Linked DNA regions of Mus musculus: region 2 is linked to region 1. A link is a loop called in an ENCODE intact Hi-C map of the cell type or tissue named here. Cell type or tissue: gastrocnemius. All regions are shown on one strand. Each heading gives the region's core, and the rest is flanking DNA. Links, peaks and the distances in the headings are about the cores only.

Region 1 (15,980 bases), core at 4,041-12,040:
CAGGGAGCAGGTCAGACACTGGAGATCCTAAAAATGGGTGAGAAATGTACCAGAGGACAGCTCTAGGATCATAGACCTGTCTGCCTGCCTTGGGGTTCATCTCCCATAGGATAACCAGGAATTGGCCAAGAGCCTGAGGAGCAGCTGGAGCAGAAAAAGCAGGCATGTGTCCAGAGGTCAGGCTTACCCCAGGATGACAGCTGTGTTGAGCTGACCTGAATTGAAACATGGCTTTCCTAAGAGAAGAGCTTGACAGTTTGACTAACCCACCAAGCTCCCAGGATAAGAGAATCAGAATCTGAAAGGATAGGAAAGGAAGCCTCTACTCTGCCCCTCTCAACCCACCTCCTCAAGTAAACAAAGCTTGTGCCTCCCTCTGTCCCAATACCCAAATTCTAACCTCATAACAAAGGTAACTCAGTGCAAGGGCAATGCCCCTGGGCCCTAAGTCACTGCTCAGCCCATCGTGAGCAGGTAAGCTGGAAACCCAAGAGAACTGGTAGCATAGTTCCAGCTTGGAGGTTGGCAGTTTCAAAAACCCAAGTAGAGTCCTCAAATGCTTCTTTGTGCATTGGATTACAGTGAGCACTGGAACCCACAACTGGACCAAGTGCAGAGAATAAGTTTGGTGGAGTGCTTAACCATGAATGAGATACATGCATCACCCATCCTTCCCAGAGGCTCAGGGGACATCTCCAAGGAGGGGTGGTAATACTGCAAGACGAGGAAGACCAAGGCAAAACAGTCTCCTCAACATGACAGGACCGCCACACTTGTGAGCCCACAGCAGCTGTGCTTGGCTACCCAGGCTGTCCTTCAACCTTTCAGTATAGAGTGACAAGAACTCTATGATCCCCTACTCTACCTGATGAGCTATGGACAGATGGTGGTTGCTAGAAAGGGAGTCAGTTTTCTTTAGGGGTGTGGTCCCTGGTAAATTGACTGTGCTCCAGTGCCTGGCCCCACACCCATTCATATATGGGCATCCCAAACAACTCAGTGGGAGATAGATGACAGATAGATGATAGATAGATAGATAGATAGATAGATAGATAGATAGATAATAGATAAATAGATAGATAGATAGATAGATAGATAGATAGATAGATAGATAGATAGATAGACAGTTGATAGTTTATGTGGGAGGGCTCACATAAATTAATGAGTGGTTACTTTATGAATGCTTTCCTTTGGAAATAATTGACAGTTACAGAAAGAACTTGCCTTTATAGTCCCAGTCAGATCACAGCCCTCAGCACAAGTAAACTGAGTCTAGGGACAGCATAAAAGTTGATCAATGAGCTGGGGAAATCTGTGAGACAATAGAGTGTCTTAAAAGCACAAAGAAATGAGTCCAATACCCAGAGCCCATGTTTTTAAAAAGTCCAGGGTGGTGGCACACACTGGTAACATCAGTGCTGAGAAGGCAGCGGCAAGCTGATCCCTTGGGCTCTCTGTCAGCCAGCCTAGCCTACTTGGCATGTTCCAGGACAGTGACAGACCCTAACTCAAAAAAGAAAGAAAAAAAAGGAGACAATATGAGGAATGACATCAGACATTATCTTCTGGCCTCCACAGGTAAAAAGAACACATATGCACAAAAGCACACACATACACATAAGATAATCAAACTACCTGATGTAGGATGCAGAGTGTAGCCAGAGTTTGGATACTATCACAATTAATAACCAACTGTTGTGTTTTAGCTGCTATGCATGGGTGGTTTTTATCTCAAATTAATTACTACAAAGCAGATATTATTTCCATTTAACTGGTGAGAAATCGAATCTTCAAGAAGTTTAGTAATATTTTTCCTGTGACAGAGCCACCTCAGTGAAGGGAACACCAAATTGGCAGATGTGACAATAGCCAATTATTCTCTCTCACACCTTCTGGGTCAGAAACCTAATACCTGTGTTGTAAACCTCAATGCTTCCCCCTCCCAGCCAAACTAAAGGTGTTGTACCATAGTCCTGCATAGCTCGTTCCCTGAGGTTCTGGGACATTGGACAGGCTGGTTAGAGTCACCTCTGCTGTCCCAGTCCCTCCTGGTCCACCTTTGTATCTTTTGGTCTGGGAAGGGGGATTTTACAAGACTGCATCACAACCACCTGGGCACAGACCTGTGCTCCTCACAGGTTCTCAGAAGCTGGCCCTGCTGGGCTACTCTGCCTTCCTCAAGTCTCAAATAGGAGTGCACAAGCTGGTGCAGGAGTAAGTTAGGCGGATGCTTTCAGTCACAAGTGACAGAAACTCAGCCCAGACTGAATCCATTTTGTTCAGATTGTACGGCTCCCAGAACTGAGAACTGCCAAGAGGAAGGCCAAGAATGGGGTGGTGGCATCTGGGGTCTTAAACTCCACTTTAGAGCTCTTGATTTCTCCTCCTATGTTCTGCTGGATGGCTTCCTCATGCCCAGAGTGAACAATCTCTGTAGGACAGGGAGACAGGGAGACTAGCAGCCCTCAGTTCACAGCTTTATCCTTACTTAAAGCAGAGAGAGAGAGAGAGAGAGAGAGAGAGAGAGAGAGAGAGAGAGAATGTGTGTTTGTATAAATAATGTCCTTTATGAGCTGATTCCTCGTTTAAAATGTTAATGTTTAAAAGGTGGGTTTTTTTTTGATCCAGTTATATTCAAAGTGACTGTTTATAGTATATGGTAGATATTTAATACTTGTTGAGTTAATTAATTATCCCTTTAAGCTCTTTTCTAATTACCCTAAAGAAAACAAACTGAACTCAATGGTAGATCCTGAGAGCTCACAGGCCAGACAGCGTAACCAAAACAGGGAGGATTTTCCTCAGTGAGAGACCCTGACTTGCCTGCCCAGGTGTGCTTCTCCCCTTGCGGTGTCCAGGCGTCATTGTACACCAAGCTAGACTGGAAGTAAAGAAGCTTCGCCCCCTGGATGTGTGACACCACACATCCCTGCAGTGATGTGAGGGGAGAAACAGCCTCCCAGGTTTTAGTGAAACATCTCTGTTTATTGGGGGTGAATAAGGGTTCTCTAAACCCTTGGGAGTGGGGAGAGATTTGGGGTAAGTATACATCATTGGCTGGGCTGAGATGCTGGGAACACTTCATTGCTTGAGGAGAGATTCCAGGTGCTTGCTGGACACGTCCTTATATAGGAAAGAGGAAGTTAAACTTGTACTTTGGGACTACCTCAAGGGTGGTAGAGGTAGGTGTTGTATAGGCTACGTGTAACAGGACATATAGGCCCAGAGCAAGAAGGAAACAGTCCTATTCCTGCCAGTCTAGGGATAACGTTTTCAGGGTTTCATCTCAACCTCACTCATGCTCCAAACTGGCTTCTCTTATCTCATGACTTTCTGGGCCTACACTGCCTCAAAATAACAAGGTGGAGAGCAACAGAGGAGACACTCAGCATCCTGCTCTGCTCTGGCCTCTGCATGTGTGTGACTGCGAGCGCTGCACACTCACGTGTATGTGCCACATGTACCGACAAATACATCAAACAAGGGCACCAAATTCTTGAAAATTATCAAATGCAGGAGATGATCAATGCAGGTGGTGTATTTATGTGGCTCATTTTTACTATTTTTATTGTTATGTATGTCCAAAATGTTTGTAATAGAAAATATTCAAATCTCTAGTTTCCACTGAGAAATGAGATGATGGTTATGTGCTGGCTGGTTTTTGTCATCTTGACACAAGCTTAGGTGTAGCTGGGGAGAAGAGCTCTTAGTCCAGAAAATGCCTCCATCGAATTGGCCTGTAGGCAAATCTGCAGGGCATGTTCCTGACTGATGATTAATATGAGAGGACCCAGCCCTCCTGGACAGTTTAAGAAAGCAGGCTGAGTAAGCTACAGGGAGCAAGTCAGTAGGCAGCGTTCCTCCATGACTTCTGCTTCAGTTCCTGCCTCCAAGTCCCTGCCTTGAGTTCCTGCCTTGGCTTCTCTTGATGGTGGATTATAATCTGTAACAAGCCAAATAAACCCTTCCTCCCTAAGTTGCTTTTGGTCTTGGTGGCTATCACAGTAACAGAAACCTAAGACAGGCCCACCCAGAGAAGCACAGAGAGAGGAGGCTGCCCTCTCCCTGCTCCCTCTGGGGTCCCTAACCTGACTGCAGAGGGTTGGTGTCTGGGTTGGAGACACTATAACAGTAAGTAAGTAAAACTCTCCCCGAGAGTTGCCAGCTGCCTGCTGATGCTGAAGTAGTTTTGTTCAACTGAGGCAGGAGATGTGTCCACAAAGAAGCTCAAGTTGTGTTATGTGCCCTTTGTGTATAGAGCGACTTACTGTCATGGAGTCTACAGCTCTGTAAATAGTGGGAAGGAACTTTCTATAAGAGAAGGATCCCACAGGACTCAGTCAAGACTCAGAAGAGCAAGAAGAGGGAAACCCAAAAGGCAGCTGAAGGCCTCTCTGAGGACCCAGCCACATCCTTCGAGGGCTTTTCTTCAAGGACTTCCCTTCAAGAGGCTCAGGACTAACAATCTGGTGGTCTCTCTCCTTCAACCATGGCTATCTGCATTGCTCACCGGCTGGAGCAGCCTCTGCCCATCTCAGTGGGCTCAGAAGAACAAAGCAGCCCTCCCACGGGAACAGGGAGTCCACCTAGGCCAGATGCCAGGGTCTCACCCTCTCCCTCCCTATGAAGGAAACTCACAAGGTGCCCTTCCCTGCTCAGCAGTTGATTGGAGCCTACTGAAAGATGAAACATGCCCCATCCACCAGGCTGAGTGGAGTGCTCAAAGGCTCTTTGAAGGGAAAGAAAGAAAGACAGCCCAGTCTCCCTGGGGACTGCTGTCAGGAGAACATTTGCCCTCAAACAGGGAGATGAAAAGGAGCTGGGGGTTGGCAAAGAGGGAGAGGAAGATCAGACAAACTTTTGTTATGGAATCTCAGGGGAGGCGGAGGTAAAGGGCTTCCTTGGAAATGTCACGAGATAATGAATGCTATTTTACTCCCATTGCTGAAGTGTCAGTCAGAGGCTTGGGGAGAGAAGGCGTGACTCTCTCCTTAGGAAGGAATTCTGGGTGATCTTGTATGTCTCAGAACCAGAGGGGTGATGGCTGAGCCCTCTGCAGTCTGCAGGGCTCCCGCATGCGCAAAATATAAATATAACAATACAGAAGTAACAAAAACACCACACTAGTAAGATTATCGTGAGATTTAAACAGGGTGCTCTGTGAAACTCAGCAAGCTATACAGGTTCCCATGCAAACCAGGAGTGTGCAAACAGTGACTTGACACTTAAATGACAGATAAATAGTCTGCGGATGGTGGGTAGAGCCTAGGATAAAAGCCCACCTGTCACTTATAAACTCTGCAGGGGTCACAGCTGCATTCTTTGAGTGTAATGACCCCAGGACTGTGTCGGGTACATAATAAGTGATCAAAAAAGGAAGGACTGAGACATAAAAGGACCAAGTCAGAGCCCACCAAGAATCCCCATGCTTCCCAAATTGACACCGAATTGACATTAATTATGGTCCACCTGAAAAAATGTTTCTTGGGTGGTAGTGGTGGTGGTGGTAGTGATGATATGTGTTCATGTGTCTGTCTGTGCAAATGTATGTGCAAATGACATGTATGTGAGTGTGTGTGTGTGTGTGTGTGTGTGTGTGTGTGTGTGTGTGTGTGTGTGTGTGTGTGTAGGTCATAAAACAACCTCAAATGTCATTTCTCAGGTGCTAACGTTTTTATTTTCAGACAGCCTCTCTGTGACCTGAAACTCCTTGCCAAGTAGGCTAACCTGGCCAGCCAATGAGGCCCTAGGACCTACCTGCTTCTCCCTGTCCAGTCTGAACTAGCATGCCTGACTTTTTGTTTTTATTCCTATTTTTTATCCTCAATTTGATTTCTGTGGAATCAATCTTCATGCTTATGAAAATCCATTACTAACTGAGGTAACTTTGCAGCCATGTTGTTGTTGTTGTTGTTGTTGTTGTTGTTGCTTTCCTTAAGACCCAGTCTCTGGGTCTTATACAGATAGCCCAGACTATATAACCAAGGAGGACCTTGAACTTCTGATCTCCCTGCCCCCATCTCCATAATGCTGAGATCACAGGCATCCACCATAACTGCCAGTGTTATGCAGGGCTGGAGATCCAACCCAGAACCTCCTACATTTTAGGCAAGCATTCAACACACTAAACTACATCTCTAGGCAAACCCAGAAAGCTTGATTTAAGTAGCTTATTGGCCCTGAATTTTGTGTGCAGACCCTGAATTCTCCATTTTTTTTCTCAAAATCTAAGCCAAAAATAACTGATTTGACACAGGGTGCCAACGATCAGCTTGGTTAGGGTATAGACACGAAACTGCTGTTTTCCTCAAGTAACCCTCGGGTTCCTGCTATGACCAGATGCTCAGTCTGTCTCCGGGGTTACAGAGACAGCCAAGGAGGAGCAGCTCTGCCCCTATGAGGTACAGAAGATCCAGGAACTCTCACCCTCCCTGTAAGTAAGAGGCCTTTCCTTATAGTTTACCTTTCTAATTTCCTGATCTCTCCCTGTGAGGTCACAGGAAGCCAGCCTCCCCCACCCCACCCGCACTCCCTACCCATCAAGTGGCAACACTGACCTTTTGTGAATCAACCCTAGATGTGGGGAGTGTAACTGAACAAGTTCACGTTCTTCTCACTGAATGACACACGGCCACAACCAACTCGAAAAGACTCTGAGCCTGGGAGGGAGCTCAATGTTGAGCATAAATGCGGTCAGGGAAGTTCCAGATGCAGCAAGAAAGGCAGAAGGATGGTCCTGGATGTCCCGAGAACAGAAGCCAACAGACTTGACCTTGCATTGTTTCCAGAGAGAGACAGAGACAGACAGAGAGAGAGAAGAGGAGAGAGACAAGGACGAGGGGCAATAGGGAAACAAACTAGGAAGAAGTTTCTTCTTAGGCCACTCAAAAGCACGTGAAAAGAGAACAGAGGATCCATTTCTTCTAGGTTTAAAGAACTAGAAAGAGCAAAGTGAGCAACCTTTTTCTCAGAGTTGGGTGGAGATGTGGAGCTAAAGAAGGAGCGAAGGAAAGTAAAATGGCTTCTTAAAGAGGAATCTCCCTGGGCCTCGGCTTCCCCGTTTGCTAACAGTTACAATAAACACAAGCTCCTGAGACTACAGTGAGAATCAAACAGTATACTGCATGATAGTCTTTAGCAAACTGGAACAGACACTTCCAAAGCAGAATGGAGGTCAATGAAGATGTGACTGTCCCGTGGCAGATTTAAGGAGATCAGACTGTGAGGTGGAGGGTGCCTAGGACAAAACCTACTGCAGTTTGAGTTCAGGGTCACTTGCCTGCGTCCTTTAAATATCATCACCTCAATAATTATAGTATAGTATAGTGCATTCTATATTAGCCAAGTGTGTAGTAGATAGTCAACATATCTTTATAAAATGCAAGAACTGAGGAAGAAGGAAAGAATTGGTGCAAAACTAAGAATGTGTTTCTTTAAAAGTCACAGCTTCATCCTACAATGTCCACCAACTTAAAGCAACTTGATATCTCCCAAACATTACCTGGATCCCCTGGTGGCTGTCCTGTGCTTCTGACACCTCAACATTTGCTGGGTTTGGAGGACTTCCAAGCTCACAGACTAGCAGGGCCAGTTCCTCTTTAGCTGTTACTAGAGGTCAGAGTCAGACCTCTGCCACAGAGACTTCACCACACCACTGCTCACAACACAGTTCTTGCATTCCCAGAGTGAGCAAGAAATGACCGAAGAGAATCTCAGGCTCTTTGCAGCCCAACTTCAGAATCGGTGCCTTGTTGAGCCACCTCTTCTATTTGCTGCCAGCTCTTGTAGGATGTCACTCCAAGCAAACATCTCTTCTAGGATGCAGGACTTGACAGAAAAAATTGTCCAGGAGACATATGTGCAAACACCCACTAGACTCCACAGGGATTGACTTGCAAGCTACAGAAGCTCTTCTTGTCCCTCTTGAATCCAAATAAATCCTACAAGGCTGGTTCAGATCTACAGCCAGGCTGGCATCCAGTGATGGGCATGTCCATGTGGAGTCTTATGTCCAGTTCCTCTGACTCTGGCGAAAGACAATTTCTTTAGAGTCCAGATTTCTAATCTCATTTGTCTCTGTTGGCTGTGCGGAGGACTTCTGGGCATCCTGTGGACTCAGGAAAACACTTTTCTCTATTATTTACTTATTGTCCTCACACGTGGAGAACATGCGCTGAGATCTGTGTCCCTGAGATCTGGGATGGAGACTGTGGCTGTGGTTGGAGGTCACAGGGGAAGACATTACTTTCATATTGTCCTAGCACCAGTTCAAAGCTGCAGGAGGTATGACTGACCCTACAGAACACTGCCAGAGAAGCACACAGGCTTATCTGCAGACTCCTGTTCCCTCTCATGCGCCTTAGGAAGAAAGCTCTAATGGCACAGTTACTCTAGTCCAGATGCTAAGCAGAGTCCTAGGAAAGAAGAAGGTTCTCAAGTGTCATGGCCTGAACTTGGAACCCAGGGGTAAAGCTTCAACCATGGCTATTGGAGACTGCATCTCCCATACCAGAGGAGACTTCCAAGGCCACCACAGTCCTCAAAAGAGAAGTGAAACTCTACCAAAGAGAAGAGGGAAATGAGTTTTCCCATTGTGGTGGTTAGAATGTTTGGATCCCATAGACTCATGTGTTTGAATGCCTAGTCCATGAGGTGTGGCACTATGAGGAGGTGTGGCCTTGTTGGAGTAGGCATGGACTTGTTGGCAGAATTGTGTCACTGTGGGGGCAGGCTTTGAGGTCTTTGGTGATCAATCTCTGACCAGTGTTGGGCCAGTCTCCTCCTGGCTGCCTTCAGATCAAGATGTAGAACTCCCAGATTCTTCTCCAGCACCATATCTGCCTAGACGCTGCCATGCTTCCCGCCATAATAGACTAAACCTCTGAAATGTAAGTCAGCCCCAATTAAATGTTTTGTTTTATAAGAGTTGCCAGGGTCATGGTATCTCTTCACGACCATGAAAATCCTAAGACACCCATCTCATTCAAGCCCAGCCTTGGCACCAGCCCCAAATCCCCATAGGATCTCGTGGGTCAGATGCTAGCACTGTAAATGCTGAGGAGGGGTGGGGCAGGATTCCCTGCTGACCTGGAAGACCAGTGCTGCCCTGAATCCCTTAAGACACACACAGTAGACACATTCTCCCCGGACAGCTCAGCTCAGCACACAAACCCAGTATCACAACATTCCAGAAAGATTGGAGAGACAGGACTCTGGAGACCAAAAACAGAAAGAAAAGCTAATCAGAGATATCTGGAGTTATGGGGTCGAAGACTGGGACTCCTTTTTTATCTGTGTCCTGAAGAAGCTGCCACTATGCTTTGCATGAGGGAGACAGTCAACTCTATTGTCTACTTGACCACTGCCCCCAAAGTCACCTGAAGTGGCCAAGAATGTCCCAAGGTATAAACAAGATGCTCTAAGTTGGTCTGGTCACTAGAGGGCGCTCCAGGACTAGAGCTGCCTCCTGGGCTGGAAAATTGAAGATCCTGTGTTTGTTTATTCACTCAACATTAAGCACATTAATACAGAACAATTCTATGCCAACGCTAAACGCTATAAAGAGTTGGAAATGACTCATCTTTCATTAGAAAGCCAGAAAATATGAAAAATAAATAGTGTATTCATGTTTACCCATGAATGAAAAATAAAATAAAAAAGGCATGGCTGCTCCTAGGTATGGTGAAGGGAAAACCTCACTGTAGATAAAGGGCGAGAGTAGCCAGAAGCAGGGACATTTAAGAGAGTCCTGAGTGGACATGATCCTGAGCTATGTGAGAAGGGAGAACCAGACCAAGAGGCCAGGGGATGAAAGGGAAGGGCCAGGTAGCCAAACTGGTTAGATCATATAGGGAAGGGCAGCTCGGGAAGCCCTGGGCTGAAAGAGTTTAGGGTAGGGGACAGGGGATACTAGTCATACCCTGTAGCAAGTAGGGACTGAGGGATGCTGGGAGAACCCGTGTCTGCTTTGATATGTTAATGAGCACTTCAGTTAGCATTTGACTCTGGTTTGACACTGAACAACCCACAGGTTCTCTCCCTCCTAGTGCACTGCTAACATTCTTTCATATCTTTGCCCATATCTTTTTCATATCTTTGCGTTCTCATTGACCCTGCCTTTCTGGCCTCACTTTCAAGCTCAATATTCTTAGTCTTGTTCAAACTCTCCACTCAAACCCACTGATAACTGTTGGCCTTTAGTCTAGGCTCTGCCCCACAGTTGCCTGGCAACTATAGTGTGTCTGACTCACTATAAAAGGGGCTGCTAGCCTCCTCCTCCTCCTCCTCTCTCACTCCTCCTGCTCTCTTACTCTTTCTCTGTTCCCTTACTCCTGTTCCCTCTCTCTCTCCATCCCCCCATGTGCTCATGGCCAACGCACCTCTCCCCCCCCTCTCTCTCCCTCCCTTTCTCTCTCTGCCTTTCTCTGTCTCTACTCCCTCAATTCCCCTCCCCATGTCATGCCCTAAATCAACTCTATTCTATACTATACCAACAATGTGTGGCTTGTCCCTCAGGGGAAAAGGATGGGCCAACAGAGGCACCCCCTTCCCCACACCTGACTGTACCTTCACCAAATGTATTCCTTCTCTCCCTTATCTTTTTATAAAACACACCAATAACCACATGCACTTCCTGCTTGCTTGATTTGGGGTGTTTTCTTTTGTCTAATTTGCAGCACTGAGAATCGAAGCCAGGACCTTGTGCATTCCAGGAAAACACTAGATAAGGAGCTTTGCTTCCAGATGCATTCATATGTCTGTGTGTCTACAAAAGAGACCACATAGGAGGTCCTTTCTCTGTGCTTACTAATGGACACAGTGCCTAGAGCAGTGTGTCCCATTCTAAAATGACAAGTGACAACTTAGGGGTAGGACTCAGCCATCAGTTATTCCTGCCATTTAGTAAAAGAGGGTTTGGGACTAACAAGTTCCTTCTCAGAGGAGGTGATGCTCAAGCTGGCACGAAGGTTGAGGCGCACGTGAAGGTAGAGAAGGCGAGGAACACAGCACGCCTCAGGACAGCAGAGATGGCAGAGGCAAGCTGTGTGAGTCTGGGTACACACAGGCAGATGGACAGTCCTGATGTCCCTCTTGGTGTTGGTACTGTGCTCTTCCCACAGTTGCTGCATGCTGTGCCCTCAGGGATGAGCAGAGCTAAGTGACAGCAGCCAGGCTTCATCCCTCAGCTGCCCTCACCTTCCCCAAGTCCTCACTTCCGGCTCTCAGTGTGGTTATCACTGAGCCATGCCATTCTGGACTCTGCCATGGGGCAGTCCCTGCCATTCCTGTCTGTTCTGTTTTCCCTTCTGCCACTGGAAAGAAACAAGCTGCACAGCCCCAGGAAAACAATCCATCATTTTGTCATAACATTTCCATTTCAAAGGCTTCCTTCCCAAGCGGCTCCCTGGGCTAACACTTCCTCTTATTAGGATGAGAACTGGCAAGGAGCTTAGTGATGGGGAGGTTGGGGGGGGATGGCTGGTGTGTGTCTGTCTGTCTGTCTGTCTGTCAGTATTGTATGTCTGTGCATGTCTATGTGTGTCTGTGTGTAGGTGTGTTTGTATGTGTGTATCTTTATGTGTGGTGAGTGTGTCTGTGGGTATATCTGTGGGTGTATGTGTGTGTATATCTGAATCTGAGTGTGTGTCTGTATGTGTATCTGTATGTCTGTGAGTGAGTGTGTGTGTGTGTGTGTGTGTGTGTGTGTGTGTGTGTTTCTCACAAGCACTCTTCATGCCATCCTATTGGAGGTGTTCTCACTCATGTTACAAAGGCACAGCTGCCCGCAGGGATAAGCTGAGCCTCAGTGTTATGCCAGAAACTCTACCCTACCACACAGCAGAGGATTCAGAGGACAGATAGACCCCCACTGTCCTGCAGCATCTCCAGAGATGGGTGCATGCATGGCTCAAATGTTCTGTTTTAAACGACAGATCAGGGTACCCTCCTAGAGCAGATGATATTGAAGTTGTCTGAAGCATGAGGATTGCTGAAGATGAGCGAAGAAGAAGAAGGTGAGCTAAGAAGAGTACAGAAGGTGGCCCAAAACCCTGCAACTGGGTGCTGGGTAAGGCTGTACACAACAGCCACCCAGGGGCCTCTGCTGTTCCTCCCCCCCAACCTGGTCCACCACCAGACACAGAGAGTAGGAAGTGCCAGCCTAGCCCTGCAGAGCATCTCCCCGACCAGCCCCCAGACCACACCACAGTTAGATGTGCTGGTGGCTCCTTTATTCATCCCTAGCAGAGCCCCTGGAAAGCTGGGCCCAGGCCCAGCACTCAGGAGACCCTTTGTAAACAGTAACTCTCTAAAGGCAGCTAGTGCTCCTCCCACCCACATGATCAAAACTAAGCACCTGCCTGGTCAAGAACACTCCAAAGACAGACAGTTTGATCTGAGATCTGGTGATGTCTGAAACACATCCATAAGATGCTAGCAGGAGAACATTACAGGTAGAGCATTGGCCTGAGTCAGCAGAAGAATCAAGGCCACAGCTCGCGATGCAGCTCATAACCAGAGAAGCCCAGGATGAGGATGCTACACCAGGCTTACTGTAACAGCTCATAACAGGGAATACTACCAGGGCTAGGTGAGCACTATGGGGTGATGCTGTTCTATCCAAGCCCTGCATTTATGTCGCCACATTTAGACTTTATCCATGGTCTCCAAGTAAGGCTTGAGTGTTTAAAATACAATTGTCAAATGTAAACCTTTAAGGCACGTGACAAGATTTTTATAAGCTTATCCAATAACTCTTTTGCTTTTTTAAAAAAAATCTACGCAAAGGCTGAAAGTAATGAACATGGCCCAATTCTGTCTCACTCATCACACATAGACAGTATTGGTCTATGAAAAGTGAGACTTACTTACGCCTTAAAAATTAACTTAGCTTTCCTGGATCCCTGAGGCTCAGAGACCAGGGCTTGACCACTGCAGGCACCACCCCCTGTCCTGAAACCCCTTATAGTCTCATAACCTCTGCCCCAAGCCATCCCAGACTCTCAGCTCCCTAGGGATATAGTTGGAGTCATTCCTCAGTCTCATAGCCCAGTTCTGTGCCTTCACTGTTAGAGGCCACACCTACCCCTCTGCAGACCCCATTGTCCTGGTCCCTCATCTTGATAACTCTGAGAAAGACCCAAGAGATGCCTCTAGATGGACCAGTCAGTAATAACATTCCACAATGACCACCACTGCCCTCTTTAATCTCCTCTGAAGTATCAAGGCCAAATCAGGAGCTCCCAGCCCCTGAGACACAGCCTATCTTATAGCTCCTCCCCATTTGCAGGACCAGACGGTGGTCAAGACAAAGTGGGTCTTCCAGGAGGAAGTGAGTTGACTTCATAAGTACAACCAAGTCTAATCCTTCACTGTCATTGTGATAACACTGAGACTATAAAAGACTGATGATAACTGGAGTCTGAGCTCTCATATCGTCCTAGGGAAAAGCCCATCAAATGAAGGCAGTGCCAGGGCTTAGGAGACACCACAGCCAATAAGGCACTTGCTTTGCAAGCATGAGGACCTGAGTGTGGGCCCCAGAACCCATATAAAGATGCTGGGCATATCGGTACAAATCTGTAAGCCCAGGACTGAGTCAGAGACAGGAGAATCCCTGAGGGTCCTCAGTCAGCCAGTCTAGCCTAGTTGGTGAGCTCCAGGGCAGAGAGAGATCCTGCCTCAAAAGACAGTGTTCCCAAGGATGATGCTCAAGGCTGCCCTCTGACGTCCACATGTGCTCCTGCACACGTACATATCCATGCATGCAAAGAAAAAGAGACAAGGGAGCGGAAGCACACATGTGCGGGCCCAGAAGAGTACTTCCTAGGGACTGAGCACAGACCCCCAAGCTCTGGAGATCTCCCTTGGAAGCCTATGTGCCTGTGCCCCAAGGTGACTGAGGGAAAAAAACAGAACAAGCCAATCTACCTTCAACCCCTTGCTCTCATTGTGAGGTCTGGCTCTCCAGAGCGGCCCTTTCAGGAAGAATGTGTAAGGCTGAAGGTGGAGACCCTCCATCTACTTGACACCCAGTCCTCAATGGGAACTTGGCTGCTGGCACCTGACCTCAACTACCAGCCTCAAGGCCGACCACCATGAGTGTGCTGGAGCACCAATGGTCACCTGTGGCCCTAAGAAAGAACCGGACAACATCCAGGTTCGTAACCACCCAAGATAAACAACAATGTATGACCCTGGACCCTGCCAAGGCATTTTGCATCTCCGATCCATGTCCGCAAGAGCAACGAAATCCTACTCTTTGTGAAGCTGGAGATGACCTCTCTGTGGGCAGAGTGCTCTCGACTCAGCCCTGACGCCCTACCTCTACTCCTCAGATACCATTTTCTAGAAAGTTCTAGAGTGGAAAGTCAGGCGGGCAACACAGACCTAGTCCCCTCCATCACAGTTCAAAATAGGCATCCCATTTCTACCTACCAACCCTATCCCCATCCCTCCCCACAGCTCTGCCCACATGGCAGCCTCGGCCCAACCTCATATTGGTGCAGAGCTCCAGTGCCCTTCAAAACAAGAGGAAACAGTCTTTCAAGAAATGCTGTGTTTATTGGGAACGTTCCACTTGATAAATTGTGTGTGTGTGGGGGGGTGTATAATCAGATAGCCTTGGCCAGCCCAACACGATTGTTGGCTCTGTCAAACACACTGTAGAACTCCCGAATGAAAACATCCCCAAGGATCCACATGTGGGAGCCCTGCTTGAAGCCACTGGAGCAGAAGCCCTGGACCTGGAAGAAGCAAGAGTGCGATGAGGTTGGATTCAATGGCAAGGGTTTTCTCCCCCATCACTCAGTTACTCTGTTGTCTCATTGCATCCTGCAATCACTTTCCCAGGCAAGCAAAGAGAATGAGATTCATCACACTCAACAGATGAAGAAAATAGGGGCTGAAGAGATTGCTCAGCAATTACCAGAACCCGCTTCTTGCAGAGGACCAGAGATCCCAGTACGTACATTGGGTGGCTCAAAACTTTCTGTAAGCCCGGCTCCAGGGGATCTTTTGCCCTCTTCTGGCCTCTACAGGCAACTGTATTCACATGCATTCACTGGCCTCTACACACGCACGCACGCACATACACACACACACACACACACACACACACACACACACACACACACACATGTTAAAAATAATTAAAATTTAAAACAATGAACTGAAGAGAGAGCTTAGGAGTTACCAGGCACTTGTTGCTTTTCCAGAGGACCCAGTTTCAGTTTCCAGCACCCACATGATGGCTCACATCCAATGGTAACTCTAGTTCCAAGGGATCTGACATCCTATTCTGACCCCTGTGGGCACTAGGCTCACATACTATGTAGACATGCATGTGGACAAAATACTCAGATAAAAGAAAACATCAAAATTTTGTTTTGTTTTTTGAGACAGTGTCTTTCTATGTAGCCCTGGCTGTCCTGGAGCTCACTATGTAGATCAGGCTAGCCTCAAACTCACAGAAATCCTCTTGCCCCTGATTCCCACATACTGGAATTAAAGGCTTAAATAAATAAATAGATCTTAAGAAAATTAAATTGACTTAATCTTCGGTGATTTGGTGAGGCCCTGTGACTCTGAGTCCTGACCCCATGTACTGTACCCCACATTTCCAACCCCTTACCATCAGACTCTCAGCATCCATCACTCTAATCGTCATTAGTTTAGGGTACTCAGGATCTGGCCACATTGAGACCAGCAGGCCCACAACAGCCAAAAAGAGCCAAGGAAACCCTAGGTGGAATTCTAAGCCACCAGGGCTTGGAAACTTGAACAGTGGATAGAGGCCCTGATGGGTAGTTTGGATCCAATTTATATCCTTCCTCCACTGTCCTTCCTGTTTTCTGTTTCTCTCAGCAAGACTCTATAGTGGCCACACAAAGAAGGTCAATGATAAATACTGTGACCCATCCAAGAGGCCTGGTATTCTTGGTCTGGCCCACACCATTAGTCTTCATCAAAGTTCCAGGGGG
Region 2 (15,980 bases), core at 4,022-12,021, 72 kb after region 1:
CTGCCTCCCTAGCACTGCGATTACAAGTGCTGTGATTGCAGCACCACTCCTGGCTTTATGGAGTTTCTGAGGGCTGAACTCAGGTGCTCCTGCTAAGCTCTTTAGTGAATGAGCCATCTCCCAGGCCATGTCTAACATGTTTACTATGTGGAACACAAGCTCCCTGGGGAAAAGAATCTCACCTGCTTTCCTGTAACCCAGCACAGTACTTGGCAAACTTGGGGCAAAAAAAAAAAAGATCCATAAAGAAATTAAATCTGCAGTGAGGCCACAGCATGAAGCTGGCTCTTGTTGCTGGACACACCACTCAAAATGACCAGCTCTGTTGAACTTTTTGTTGAACTGGCTTTCCCCAGCAGAGACGGGAGTACTCTCTCTCTCTCTCTCTCCTTTGCCTGCTGTGTCATGCTGCCCAATAAAGTTGTTCCCTAAGTAGTGGACAGACTATGGACATCCAACCTGAGTTCTTCCCTTATCAACTCAAAAATCCCTTTGGAGGTGGCCCTTAAAGCTGTCTTAGCCACTGTTCTATTGCTGTGAAGAGACACCACGACCAAGGCAACTCCTATAAAGGAAAGCATTTAATTGGGAACTTGATTACAGCGGTAGAGGGCTAACTCATGCTCGTCATGGAAGAAAGCAGATAGGCAAGCAGATTGGCATGGTACTGGAGCAGTGGGTGAGCTTAACATCCTGATCCACTGAGCCTAGCATGAGCTTTTGAAACCTCAGAGCCCACCCCGCCCAAGTGACACACTACACCCGACAAGGTGACCACTAAAATATGAGCCTAAGGAGGCCATTCTCATTGAAACAACCACGTTTCCTGGCCAGAATCATGTAAATGACCTGGTCTGTATCCAGGGCTTGAATGTTTCAAAAGAAAAAGGAACGGAAAGAAGAATGTCTCCTTCGACACCTCCTCTGCAACTGAAGCTCAAGTTTACCTACACAGAACCTCAGCTCAAAGACTCTGGGAGCATTCTGCTTTGCTGGCAAGAGCGGCAGCAGTGGGCATAGCATGGGTTATGTCCTGGCTGCAGAGGTGTTTCCAGTGCTGTGGGCAGATGTGAACAGTGTCGTGCCTGTGGCGAAGGTGTGTTCTTCACATGTAGTTTGGGTTGTGAGTAGGCATTCAGGCTGCGCTCCTTAGCACACTTCCAATATTGTCTAGGCTGATAGCGTTGTTGTAGCAATCCTAAGATGAAGCCTACACAGCCCTCCTTAACTGCTTGCAACCTAGCCTGATTCAGTTTGCCTCTGCTACATTTCTTAAGATCCTAACAACAAAAACAGCGTTGATGCACTCTGAATTTGTGAAGTGCCTTCTGTGTGTATTCTCTCCTGGAATTCTAGGACAGCAAGAGGTTTTGCAGGACTTTTTTTTTCTTTTTGCATCAAGAGTTTTGCAGGACTTGCCCAAGGTCTCACAAGAGGATAATGAGATGCTGTGATCACAAATAACCCCTTGACACAAAATGTGGATTGCAGCGTAGACTGGCAGTCAGGAAGAAAACACACTCTGCTACCTGTTAGAGTGGGCAGAGATGAGGAGGTCATCTGTCTCTACAGCAGCGGTCCTCACCCTTCCGAAGGCTGCGACCCTTTAATGCAGTTCCTGTGTATTAAAATTATTTTCACTGCTACTGTCATTTTGCTGTTGTTATGAATTGTAATGGAAATATTTTGGAGGTAGAAGTTTGCCAAAGGGGCAAACACAGATCGGGAACGATTGCTCTCCACCACCCTTTCCCCTGAGGTAAGAATCAGTAGTTCTTTACTGAGGGTGTAGGTGGTGAAATAAAGACATGAGGATGTTTCCCTGACAACAAGGACTCTGCTAGGGCAATGGCAGGGCTGGGTGGCAATGGGATCCAGTGTAACCCCACAGATAGGGTCTCTGGAACCCACCTTGGGCTCACAAGAGTCATGTCATTGGGTAGAGTGACACATAGCCAAGGCAAAGATAAGCCTGCTTTAGCTAAGGGCCTCACTGCACAGGCCTGCCCTGGAAATACATTTAATACAGGTAATTTCTTTTCCATTTATTTTCAAGAATTCATTTCACTTAGCCAATTCTAAATCAATAAATCTTAACATTAAGTCTGATTTGATGCGTGATGCAGACAGTCTAATTAAGGCCAGGGTATTTTATCAGCTCCTCTAAGCTGTCTTTTCTCTGTTCTGTAATTTTTTTTTAGGCTGGTGTTGATCATCTTTTTATTCATAAGGGCTTCATTCCCATTTGTCATGGTTGCATTAACTGGGCATCTAATAAAGGCTTGGATATAGAAGTCTGTATCTCATTTATCCTTGGGAGCAAAATTAATAAAGCAAAGGAAAAATTGCTTCCTGTTCCAAAATGTTTTTAGCCCACCTTGACTCATCGAAAATATATTTCACTGTGTCTTCTAGACTCAGGACTCAGCTCAGCTTTGGGACACAGTGACTAACTTTATCCTTCACTTACTGACAGCCCCATCCCTATGTCCTTGCCTACTCCATGGCTGGAGAAGCTTGGATAAGAGTGGCCATCAGCTTATCTTCCCACCCATTTGCTCACTACATGTTTCTTTAGGACCTTCTAAGGCTGAGGCTCTGATATAAAATAGGTTCAAAGAGGTGAAGGTGTGGCTCATTGGTAAAACCTTGAAAGCATGAACACCTGAATTCAACCCCCAGATGTGTATAAAAATGCCGGGCAAGGTAGTATACGCTTGCAATGAGCAACAGAGACAGAGAGATTCCTGGGATTGCTGGCCAGGTAGTCTAGCCTCTTTGGTTAATTATAAGACAATGAGAGATGCTGTCTCAAAGTATGTAGGCAGTTCCTGAGCATGATAGTACACACACACACACACACCCACACACACACACACACACACACACACTCACACACCAACACATAAGACATAAGTACATGGCACATATGTCTATAAAAGCTTTAAAGGAAGATCCAAAGCCCAAGTTAAATAGGTTGGCCAAGGTCCAATGGAAGAAAACTATCTTAGCCACAGAACAATACTGGGAGCAAGCTGGAAAGCTCATCTGTTCTCTTTTTGCCTCTGGGAGGGTAATCGTTCCAACTAGTACTTCTGTTAACAAAGAGTCACCAAGTATCTATGATCCTGCTTGACTTGTGGGCTTTCTGGATTCATGAAGGCCCTCATTCCCCAGGGATACCATTATAATGAATCACCAATTGAGTGGTTTACCCTCAAGTCTGGAGAATAGAAGCCCCAAATCAAAGTTTTGGCAGAATAGTTTCCTTCTGAGGACTGTGAGGAAGAAATATGTTCGAGGCTTCTCTCCTTGGCCTATAGACAGATGTTTGCAGCTGGAGCCTGCCTTTCCCCTGTGCATGTCTTGTTATATAAGGATGTCAATTACATAAGGTTAATGCCCACACTAATGTCTTCTTCATTTTAACTTGATTGCCATCTATAAAGGCCCTGTCTGCAAACATGCCCACAATCTAAGGCACTTGATTTTGGATCCTCACATGCGAATATGGGGGGAGATTAACATTTAACTTAAAACAGTGACTCCCTCTGAAGCAGATTTAACTACAGTTCAATAGCATCTGGCAGCATGCTAGAGATGCTTGGAATATCGAATTCCATGTCAAAAAGAGGTTTATGTTGTAAAGTAGACACCTCTCCTCTCTGGACCTCATATGTCATATCGAGAGTAAGAGGTGTGCACTGGGTCTCCACCACCTCTGCACCTGAATTCCAGGACCGTGTTCTAGGCAGAGTCGGGCAGTATACAGGGGAGAGTAACAATTAGACTCCACCACTTTCAAGCAGGACGATCTGGCCAAAGTTTTGTTTAGGTATAGACAAGATTATCTGTGTAGCCCTGGCTGGCTTGGAACTCTCTGTGTAGAACTGACTAGCTTGTCAAACTTGTGGCCTCTGCCTCCAGTGTTCTGGAACTACAGTTGTATGAGACTGTACCCAGCGTTGTTTTCTGAGCTTTGCATTTTTAACTGTAACCAAAAGATAGTAATATTAGCTACTACAAAAAGGGGGGGGAGGGGAATGTGGTGATTAAGGGTGTGTCCCTGGTCACATAGTTATCAGCTCCTACACACTAACCGCTAATGCCACTAATACTATGAACAAGAGCCAAGTTTATACCTGGTCTCAAGTCTCAGTGCTGTCCACCTCTGACCTCCGATCCCTGACACCCACTAGAGCCCACCCACCTCTGACCCCTGACCCCTGGCACCCACTAGAGACCACCCACCTCTGGCCCCCAACCCCTGGCACCCACTAGAGCCCGCCCACCTCTGACCCCCGACCCCTGGCACCCACTAGAGCCCGCCCACCTCTGACCCCCGACCCCTGGCACCCACTAGAGCCCTATGCTGCAGCTTAGAATGAGATGCTTGAGCTGCCAAAACTTTGGCATTCCCCGTGACACACCTTCCCTGTCTCCACCTTACCTACCTCCTGCCCGCTCTACTTGACTTTTGACTTTTTCTTCTTAGAGTCAGGGCTAGAGCTTCAGGTGATTTTTTTTCTCATTGTACTTTATAATTTTACATAGAATATGTAGAAAATCTAATAATAACATCAATATAACTATGGCATTTGGCACAGCTTTATAGGGAAGCTATGTAGATTCAGCTTCTCCTGTGGATATGAGACTGATATCTGCAGCAATCTCTTGGATATGAGACTGATATCTGCAGCAATCTCTTGGATATGAGACTGATATCTGCAGCAATCTCTTGGATATGAGACTGATATCTGCAGCAATCTCTTGGATATGAGACTGATGGCTGCAGCAATCTCTTGGATATGAGACTGATATCTGCAGCAATCTCTTGGATATGAGACAGATGGCTGCAGCAATCTCTTGGATATGAGACTGATATCTGCAGCAATCTCTTGGATATGAGACTGATGGCTGCAGCAATCTCTTGGATATGAGACTGATATCTGCAGCAATCTCTTGGATATGAGACTGATGGCTGCAGCAATCTCTTGGATATGAGACTGATGGCTGCAGCAATCTCTTGGCACTGTGATTTTCTCCTGTGCATCATCTGGATTATAATCAACCTAAGGAGACAAACAGATTTTCTTATTCAAATTGACTTTCATAACACACCAACCTCTCTTACACAAGGTAACCCATGCTATCCTCCCCACACCTGGATGAACCAGAATACAGTACCCCTATATCAAAGGCTCCCCAGACACTCAGAGATCCCATGGGAGGCTGGTGCCCTGGCTACCAGGATTCAAATGTATGCCTCTGACTCCAAGGACACCCGCATTTGATATTTAACACTCTCCACTCTCTAATAACTCAGCAGGCTTATACATCCTCCTTCCAGCCCTCACCCCCTACAAGTGAACACACACACACACACTCCTTAGGCCCTTCATTTTGCAGTTTTCTGTGGCCTTGGTGCCCCCTAGTGGCTCATTAGGGTTCATTGCACTGAAGGCTTGTGACTAAGCACTCGAGTTGTCCAGAGGCCAGTGTTGGTAGCCCTGGGATAACACATCTCTCAGTGCCCAGAGCTGGACCCACCATTAAAGATACCCCCCATCTTCTTTTTATTTTTTATTATTTTTGACAGGGTCTTTTTGTGTAGCTCGGGCCGTCTTCAAACTTACTAGGTAGTCCAGGTAGGCTCACATTCATAGAAAACCTGAGTGCTGGGATTACAGTGGTACACCACTATAGCCCACCAATACTGTACCTAAGTGAGTCTATCAGAGTCTATGCAGGAGTCAAGGCAAAGGAAACAGCACCAAGACAGCATGTAATATCTGGAGTTCTGGCCCGGTACCTCCTTCCACTCCTTAGTGGGATATGTGGACTTTCACATTCTCTGTTGCGCCTACCCGCAACTCTCCTTTCTCAGAGCTTGTTTGCAGGAAGGGGAGAAACAAAAGAAACTGAAGTTAAAGACTTCATAGTCTTTATATAAATCTCGCTCCACAAAGGATGCCATCTAAACTCTCCTCTAGAAAGGAGATCATGGGGGTGGGGGAAATAGGTTTAAAGGAAGGGCTAGAGGTATGTGATAGAAATAGGAGACTTAAGAAGAGACATTGGACTAGTGAGGGTAGAAGAGTATTGAGAGCAGGAGCAAAAAAATGGGGAGACAAGTTGGGAAGGAAGATCAAGCAAAGCAAAGTATTGTGACAATACCACAAGGAACCCCAATGCCCTTCGTTCAAACAGAGATGTTAATAAACAGTGTCCCCAGGAAGTGCGTAGCCTGCTGTGTTTTATAAAAAGATAGAGAGGGGAGGAATATGTTTGGTGGAGGTGTAGTCAGGTGTGGAGGAAGGGGGGTTCCTCTGCTGGCCCATGCTGAGGTATCCTTTCCCCCTGAGCCGCACAGCCACACAACAGACAGTATAGTATAGAACAGTTTATTCAGGGCATGGGGAGGGGAGTTGAGAGGTAGTAGAGACAAAGAAAAGCAGAGAGACAGAGTAGAAGAGAAGAGGCTAGAGCCATGACATGTGGTGGTGGTGGGGTGGATGGGGAGAGAGGGAGAAGGGGCAAGAGGACAGAGTGAGAGCAGGGAGGCAAGAGAACAAGAGGGAGGAGGGGGCAAGTAACCCCTTTTATAGTGAGTCAGGCATACCTGGCCATTGCCAGGTAACTGTGGGGCGGAGCTTAGACAAAATGCTAACACAGCCAGCTGTTTCTCCGTGGGCCTCACATGGGGAGATGGAGAAGGCATTCTATCCATTTCTGCTAAGTAAACACAGAAAAACTCCAACCCATCGAGTCCAATGCTCTGATATGGGTGCTTGGGATTTCCCGCCATCATTCCAGAACCAGCTCCCAGCATTCAAAACTGGAGGAGTCATCAAGGACCCTGAATGCTAAAGAAAGCAGAAAGCGTTGCAAAGCTGACATCCCCCAGAAGCACCACCCTAGTTCCCAGCACTTGGCTGCTTACATAGCTTTCCTTCCCCTCAACCCAGCTGTGCAGGACCAAAGGAAGCGAGACAGAGAGACAACAGCCTATCCCCGTCACTTCCCACACATCAAATCCTCCCTCTTCCTGATTTCTTCTCTTCCCCTGAAAGGCCTAGCTTAGACCTTAAGAAGCTGTAGGCATTCTGAAAATCTTTTAATCATTTTTCTGGCTTTGAGATTATTTGATATACCCTGGAGACCTATTTGACAATACAGGAGCCAATGTTCACTCAAGGGACTGAGTACTTGAAATGTGGTCGGTCTGAACTGCAATGTGACAAAGTGCAACTAGACTTCATATTTTAAGGACTTAAGATGGGAGAAAAATAATGTATTTTTTAAAAGTAATTATATATTGAAATAACTTCTTAGATACACAAAATCATGTTAAAATTAATTTCTTCTGTTTTCCTTATGTGGCTCCCAGGTTATTTAAAACTACAAAGGGGGTTCACATTATATCTGTTTGAATAGTAATGTGGAGGTTCAGAAAGGCAGAACTGGGCTAAGGGTAAAGCTCAGGCATAGAGTACTTACCTAGCCTGAGTAAAGTCCTAGGTAAGCCAGATGCTTGGCGCTTAACAGAACAAGACAGAATGGTCAAACCAAGCGGTCTCAATTCAGTAACATTTTTACCACTTGAGACCACAGGGAGGCAGAGCTGATACTGTTCCCTTAGGCATAGTGTTAGCTTTCTCTTAAGACAACTGGGGCAAACTTTACTTTGAATAGTATCTAATAGGTTTTTAAACACCTAGCCCAGCCTCCCAAGTACTGGGATCATCAGCATGCTCTCTGCTACGCAGCTCTAACGCTATCTTTTAAGGGTATCTCTAGAGTGCTGTTCTAAAATCTGAATAGCCCACATTGTGTTACCTGATAACTCAGGTAATTTCTCCAAAGCCCAAATTACACCCCATAAACTGGAATCCCAAGAAAGTTAGAATTCTAGAGCCAGGAGCTGGGGAGATGTCTTAGTCAGCATTCTTACCTTGCAAGCATGAAGACATGGGCTTGGTTTCCAGATCCCATGGATAACTGCCTGGGGCATGGTGGCACACATGTAATCCCAACATTGAAAAGGCTGAGATGGGTTGGGACAGGGAGATCCCTGGGGAAGCTGGCCAGTCAGGCTAGCCTAATCAAGCCCCAAACTATCGATAGACCCTGTCTCAAACAAAAGAGTTTAATGGCACCTGAGGAACAAGACAAGGCTGACCTCTGACCCCCAACTGCACATGCACATACGTGCATGAATATCTGCAAACACACTGAATCCAAGTATACACATGCATCAAGACACACATGAACATACATACAAACACACAATTCTGGAAGCATAGCCAAATATGGGGCTCATATTAGAGCATTAGAAGGCTGAGGCAGGAGAATCACATGTTAGAGATAACCCTGCACTGTAAAGTTAAAAAGTAATAATAATTCTGCGAGCTTCATTTTAACAATATGGTGAATGGTGAGCGGGTGGCTAAGCCTTGGCCTCTTCTATTATGGGCACCAGATCAAAAAACAGACTGAGTAAATGCCAGAGATCAGATTGCTAGAGGAAGCTAAGTGCAAGGCACGCTACACAGGAAGGGGTAGAGATGAGCCATGGACACACCCTTGTTTTCATAAACCCTTCTTCATGTAAATAATATATATACATATATATATTTTTCTTGAAAATGACCATAACTTTTGACCAAACAATTCTATTTCTAGTAATTAACCATGAAGAAAAAATTTAAATGCACAATATTGGGCTAAAGAATATTCAACCAGCACAGAACCTGGTACCACCAGGACAGAGGGTAGGGAGGGGACACAAGAGCAACTTAATTGGTCACTAATGAACAGTAAGTTCACTTTAGGTGTAGCTATGATAACAAAGTTGGTGTGTTTTGCAACTATTACAAACAAAGTAAATAAAAACTTACTGTCCTGAAAAGGTATTTATAATAAATTCTGTGAAGAATCCCTGCTACATAATTCAGAATTGTATATATAGTATGTATATTGATTTTGCTTTTAAAAAACATTTCTCTACAGAGTGAGTTCCAGGACAGCCAGGGCTACACAGAGAAACCCTGTCTCGAAAAACAAAAAAAAAAAAAAAACAAAAAACAAAAAACAAAAAAAATTCAAATAATACATTTGCAAAGATAGCCATATGGAAAAGATAGTCTCCAAAATATCCTTATCAAACTATCATCTCTTCACAGTAGGACTATGAGTGGTTAGTTTATTCTAAAGTTTTTAAACCCAGGCATGTTGGTGTAATCCCAGCACTTGGGAAGTAAAAGCAGAGAGATCAATACTTCAAGGCCAGCCTCGGACACACTGCAAATTTGAGGGCAATGAGGGGTATATGAGATACTGTCTCTAAAACAGAAAAGGGAATAAAAATTTTAAAGCTCAGTTATTTTAAAGTAATAATACACGGTCTTCACTAACACCTAAAACTTAAACCTAATTTCTTCCCCCTAAAACTTCCCATGACCTAGCTATTAGAAGTATCAATGCAAATTAAATATGGCACATGGCAGTAAATCACAGGACAAAGGTGGGAGAATTCGAGGCCAACCTACGAGAACAAAGAAGGTACCAATGTTAAGATTCTGACACTTTCCCAGCACGCAGTTTGGGGTTTCAACGTGTGCCATCTCTTCCTTTAGTCCCGTGTGTGCACCCCTCCCCATCGGCCCTGTGTGATAGGTTACTTCTCCTCCGATGTTGGTGAAATGAATCAATTTAAACCAGAGTAGATGATGTTAAAGGCAGGTTTATTGGGAAGCTGCCAGCCGGTGGGTGAGTTCACTGGCCCCAAGGACCAAGGCCAGCGAAGTTTCCTGGGAAAGGAAGGAAGAAAGAGAGAAGGGGGAATGTGTGCAGAGAGAGAAAAGGAGAAGGAGACCAAAATGTCTGGATTCTATAGAAAGGAGCCCTATAGAAAGGGAAGGGCAGCCCAGCCCCTGGGCTGGAAAGTTCAGGGTTGGGGGCAAGGTATGCCAGGTGGGAACTGAGGGATGCAGAACCTGGAGGCCAGTTCTGCTTTGATAGGTAAAGTATACACCTCAGCCTCTTGACCTAGGGTCAGAAACTGAGCACTGTCTTCTTAGCGATTGGCCTATTGCATAGATGAGACCATGCCAGACCTGCTGGTTACTTTAAAATTTAAACCAGGTCTACGTCTGGTTAGGACTGGAAATTGCTTGAACCAAATCCAAAGGTTAAAAATCACTAAGTCCAAGTGCTAGGTCAGGAAAAGGCCCTGAGGCCCGACTACAGATTGCTTTGAAGGCCCAGCACCCCCAATCGAAAGCCAGCCATCACTGGTCCTGTGGTAGTAGCTATGCCTTTTCGTAAAGAGCGCGGACGCGGCGCCGCGCTGAATTTCGTCCCTCTGGAGACGCCGTCCAGGCGCCCGCCTCGGTCAAGTCACGTGATCGAGGTTTGCGGTGAAGGAGGAAGTGTTTTGCTGCGGGGTCCTGGCCTGGGGCGGACAGCCTGCGGGATGGAGGCGACTTTGGAGCAGCATTTGGAGGACACGTGAGTAGTGCGTGCGGCCGGTCCTGGGCTCCGGACAGGGGAGCTGGAATGGGACAGCGGCATGGACCGCGAGTGTCTGCGGAAGCGTTTGGGGCACTCGGGGCGGCGAGCGGGTGACTTCTGCCTACGGCCGGGCCGCTCGTTACTGGGTAGTAAAGTTTCGTTAGGCGTGTTCGCAGAATCGAGTAGCTCTTGAGAAGTTTGGGAAACGGATTAAGTTTGGGGAAGGATGCCCCGGGTGTGCTAAATCGAGCCCCCGCAGTGCCAAAGCACTTTCACGCACATCTTCCCGCGTTTGTGGCCCGTCAGTTGCTCAGCGCTTGTGAAGTAAATATATCCGTAAAGTTTTTCAGCTATCTCTGTAAAATTTAAAATTGGGAGGTGTAAAGTGGCTTACAAGAAGACACCTCCTCCTTGAGCTTCTTAATCCCCTCCAGGAGCAATTCCCGTTACTGAGATTTAACAGTTGTCTTCAGGAGTTGCAGTCCTAGAGCATGCTTCTATACCAAGGACAGAGCCCTAAAGATAACTGCCTTGTTTGTGTCTTTGTGAAGCAGAGGTGCCTGAGAAAATGGTTTGGGTTTTGTTTTGTTTATTTAAACAACTCACAGTTTGTCCTCTGAAAGGGGGCGAAAAAATTTAAGGGCTGATTTGAAGTGCTTAATACTCGGTGCATAGAAAATCTGTTTTACTACAGTAATTTGAAATATTTTCTTCACATCATCTGGTTCATCTTTCTTGTGCTCCCAAAATTAGAATGAAGAATCCATCCATTGTTGGAGTCCTATGCACAGATTCACAAGGACTTAATCTGGGCTGTAAGTGTCTCCTACCAGCCTCCCTTTGAAGTTCTGAGAGCCTTAACTTACACTGCTACTATTTTCTAGCTTTTATTCCTGTTACCTTTAGGGCATAGAGACTATCTCCAAGTAAGAGTAGATGGTTGAAGCCTTTCAGTTGCATTTTAAAGGCAGAAATGTTCCTCCCAGTTCTACAACTGTTCCTACTAAAATGGTTTTGAATAAATTTTAAGTGGTCTAGAAAAGGGCTTTAGATAAGGACATCTTTACTGAATGCATTCCCTGTGCAGGCACAGTCAGGCTACACTATTTCCTTAATTGCCTCAATAACCCTGAAAATGGATGATGCTGGCTGCTAGTCCAGCCACTCTCAACAGTAAGTTATTGTCAGTAAAAATAGGGATTTCCTAGTTAGACACGTCTGACTTCAACCCCATTCTCCGATGCTGTCTGCTAGCAACATGAGTGCCGAACAGAAGGAGCCTCTTGGGGCTTCAGTTTCTTCATTGGGTTATTTTATTTCATACATACATTATGTGTGTGTTGTCTTAAGACATTTTTTTTTAAAAACTTATTCTACGTGGCCCTGGCTGTCCTGGAACAAACTTTGTAGACCATGCTGGCCTGTAACTCACAGAGATCTGCCTGCCTCTATCCCTTGAATGCTGGGAACAAAGGTGTGCATCACCATGCCCAGCCAGGCACTATTCTTAGTGTTTTCATTATAAAACGTACATAACCCCCCTTCCTGCCCCCCCCCCCCCACCAAAGCCCTTTATGGTCAAGAAATTTAGCAAGCTTAAAAGTACCTTGCCCAGGGTCAAACACCTAATGAATGGTTGAGATAGGATGTTTTTAAAGCTGGCTCCAAAGCTTAAAACACCCAGTACAGAACCAAGATGTGTTTGTGTGGTGTTCAATAAATTGTAGCAATTACAGATAAGGAACTAAGTCCAGAAAGGTAAATAGCTAAAGTTAATTAATGTCAGAAACTAGTAAACCCAAGAATCCTTATAACTGATGCAGGTTTTTTAGAGCTCTGATCTTTTGCTGGTATGATACCTGACAAAAGTAATATAGTTATGTCTTATACAAAAAGCAGCCATTTGGAACAAAGGTAAATTTTTTTGAAGCATTTGCCAAGTTACTAATGAAAACTCTTTAAATGCAAATGTGGAGGAAAAAAAAAAACTAAGTAAAACCTTCAAGGTGCGAAGTTGCTATTTCCAATAGATTTCCGGGCTGCACTTTGGCCTACGGATTTTTTATGTAGTAATAGTCAATCCAGAATTTCTGCCAGGTTATATTGTCTACTACCTTAGTTTTAGGTGTAAGTAAACCCCTTTATTTCAGGGATCTATAATAAGCTTGGTGGTTACCTTTTGTGCCTAGAGCCTGATTTAGTTAATACAAGTCAAAGTAATAGTAAAGACTCGGGGGACATTTGAAAGGAGCCCAGCTAGCTTCTGCTAGCAGAAATAGTTGCTCACAGGTCTTCACATATGCTGGCAAGGTGATCTTACAACTGGACTTCTGAGTAATGGCTGCTTCTTTGAGATTGAGCATAGGAAGAGAAACTCAGATTTCCCATAAGGAATTAATTAGCATCAACAAGCCCCTTATCCATACTGAATGCTTTTTGTCACTCTCGCCTTTGAATTTCTTGGTTTCAGCAAGGTTCCTATAAAATAGTTACTACCATCAGATGACTTGAATTACAGCTTCCTTATATGCTTGAGAAGGTGTTTAGAGATAGTGAGGGGAATAACTCTGAAAACTACATGTCGTTTACGACTTTGCTGATTTAAGAACAATTGCCAGGCTTTCTCACTAATGGACTCAGCTGAGTACCAGGTGAGAGAGATCCTTTCTTGTCAGTACTTAACCTAAAGGCAAAAAGGCCGTGAGCGGAGTTTCTTTTTCACAAATAATTCTGGAGGAGATACTAAACTATAGGTTTATATTAATTTTTAGACACTTCTCACTATTCTCTAGGCCGTGGTACCCTGTCGGATGAGCACGCTGGAGTCATATCTGTTCTAGCCCAGCAGGCAGCTAGGCTAACCTCTGACCCCACCGACATCCCTGTGGTATGTTTAGAATCAGATAATGGGTGAGTACATACCAGCACACCCCTTTCTTTTTGTTCTGAAAAACTTGATTGGGCTTTCCCCTGCATTCAGTGGTAGTTCATTAGTCAATGCACCACAGAGCCATTGGACATCCAGGCCTCATGAGAACAGAACTTCATTAAAATAAGAACTATCAGTTTGCCACTCCAATAAAGGAAAAACAGTAAAAACACAAAAAATGATTAGCTGCATAGAATTCCCTAAAGTAAGGTCTTAAAGATATTCCTAGATAAAGATCTTTATTCAGATGCTAAGTGATAAAAGGAAGAAAACAAAACTGTGGGGCTGGAGAAATGCCAGTGCTTAAGAGCCACAGTCCCGAGGATGAGAGCTTATATACTAGTACCCCAGCACCCACACAACAAACACCTGCAACCTCAGCCCTCAGTCAGGGGCGAGGGGGTGGGCAGAGATGGGAGGATTGTTGGAGCTGGCTGTCCTCCAGTGTAGCAGAGAAAATGAGGCTCAGGCTCAGGGATAAGACCACACATCAAAGGATAGTTGCACAGTAATAGAGGACACCCAGCACCTTCTTCTGACCTCCGTGCCTATACATAGGTGTGTGTACATGCACACACCTGTATGTGCACACCTGCACAGAGATAGAGTATGTGAACCTTTAAAAATGCATACTTTGGTCAGTTTGGGGCAAGGGAAAAAGAAGATATTAATATCGATATATGTATAAATATATACAAATTAAAATTAGAACCAGGAGCCAGCAAGATGGCTAAGCAAATAGACGTGCTTGCTGCCAAGTCTGATGACTGGAACTCCATACCTGGAACCCACATGACTGAGGAGACAAACACCCTGACGTTGTCATGCAAGCAGTGGCACACATACAGACCCCCAAAATAAGTAACATAAATAAGAATTAAGAGCTGGGGAGGCGGCTCAGTGGTTGAAAGCACATGGCACTCTCCCAGAGGACCTGTGTCAGTTCCCAGCACCCACATTTGGAAGTTCACAACCACTTATAACTCCAACTCCAGAGGAACCAACACCACTCGCTGGCCTTCTCAGGCACCAGTGTGTATAATGACACACACGGACAGACACATACATATATTTTTTAAAAATCTAATCTAAAAATTAGGACCAGGAAGGAGGCTAGGCTAGTGATAGCATGTGCAAGGCTCTAGATTCTAACTCCAACAATACCACCAAAACCTCCAGGAAAAAATAAAAATCAGAATCATGTTGAGTAGTAGGGTTAAGGATTACTTTTTAAAAATTTTTTTTAATTAAAAGGATTAATTTCTTTATGTTATAATTAGATTTGCCCACAATCCTCAACTGTTCATGCCCATCTGTGCTATTTATTTATTCATGTTTCTTAGCGGAAGACTTGGCTCTTGGTTTGAGAATGTAGTCCCCTTTCTGGGTGGGAAGTATGGAGAGGCTATGGCACTAGGGGTTGGTGACGGACACCTGTCAACAGGGACTGTTCATATTTGGTTTTGTATGAGAATATAGATAAATATGCTGTCATCTAAACATAAATATATTTAAACTAAATAAATTTAATCTTACACTGAGACACATGCATTAAGAGTTTGCTGAATATTTTCTTTTTGGCTTTTCAGGAACATTATGATCCAGAAACACGATGGCATCACAGTGGCTGTGCACAAAATGGCCTCTTGACATCTGATGTCAGCTCTCCAGTGGCCTCTCACCGGGATTCAGTCATGCCTGTCTCAGCTCATTTGTAAAACTATTAAAGTTCCAGAAATAGGCCATTCAGTTAATGTCCAATGTGGACTCCCTTATTTATATGACAGCCAGTTACCAAGACATCAGTTAGAGAGGAGCAATTGTTTGGGCTTTTGTCACTCTGCTCTTTGGTGACAGTCACTGTAGTCCAGGATCACAGCCCATCATGGCCTAGAACTATGTAGCCCAGGCTGACTTCAAATGTATGGTCTTCCTGCTTTAAACACATACATCCTGGAATTAAAGCATTTGTCACTAAGGTTTAGGTCACTTTGTATATAGAACTTCATTATGGCCAATAAACCTGTTCTGAGGAAAGTTTGGTTCATTTCTGGTCTTTTAAAATTCCTACTTAATGCTCACTTTTCTTTTTTCAGTTATCAAATTGTGGGTTTTTTGGTTTTTTTTTTTTTTTTTTTTTCTCTAAAAGATCTCTATCCCAAACTACTTGTTTCTCTTTCGGTGTCTTAAAATGTCTGTGTTCTTATGCAAGGGAAGATGGATCAAATATTTCCCTCAACCTAAGTGACAAAGGACATATCATTGAGTCCTTAGTAAGACCAGAAACTTATTTCTCATTATAAAATAGGATAGGTACTCCTGGTTGTTGTGTGTAACCAAAGCCTAGGGGCTAGCATGGTCACCATCAGAACTTAAGAACTTAACTGACAGAAGGCGTGTGTGCTTTGCTTTGTTTGGTTGGTTGGTTGATTTTTCTGAGACAGGGTTTCTCTGTGTAGCCCTGGCTGTCCTGGAATTTGGTAGACCACGTTAGCCTCAAACTCAGAGATCTGCCTATCTCTGCCTCCCAAGTGCT

Evidence for each region. Hi-C counts contacts between places; a loop is a spot of excess contacts. Peaks named below come from ENCODE experiments on the same cell type or tissue, not always from the same donor. Only the 100,000 strongest peaks of a DNase experiment are listed, where the experiment ranks them.
Region 2: a loop joins it to region 1, with 6 times the contacts of the local background. A loop is called at or near these places in 15 of 42 quality-filtered maps.

Annotation. Positions count from the first base shown.
Region 1 is chr3:107,196,751-107,212,730 of GRCm38, forward strand. Cym (chymosin) reads right to left here. Exons shown (of 9, transcript NM_001111143.1): 9 at 14,545-14,744. The coding sequence ends at 14,613. Among named protein-coding and RNA genes, the nearest start is that of Cym, 17 kb to the right of the region's middle. In gastrocnemius, for the core only: no CTCF peak of the experiment used is centred there; DNase peaks (open chromatin) are centred at 8,955 and 9,440; H3K27ac peaks cover 1,069 bases.
Region 2 is chr3:107,268,602-107,284,581 of GRCm38, forward strand. Lamtor5 (late endosomal/lysosomal adaptor, MAPK and MTOR activator 5) reads left to right here and starts at 10,257. Exons shown (of 4, transcript NM_026774.2): 1 at 10,257-10,512; 2 at 11,269-11,330; 3 at 13,308-13,425; 4 at 15,034-15,481. The coding sequence starts at 10,316. The coding sequence ends at 15,094. In gastrocnemius, for the core only: a CTCF peak has its summit at 7,595; DNase peaks (open chromatin) are centred at 5,416, 9,793 and 10,380; H3K4me3 peaks cover 1,897 bases; H3K27ac peaks cover 1,186 bases.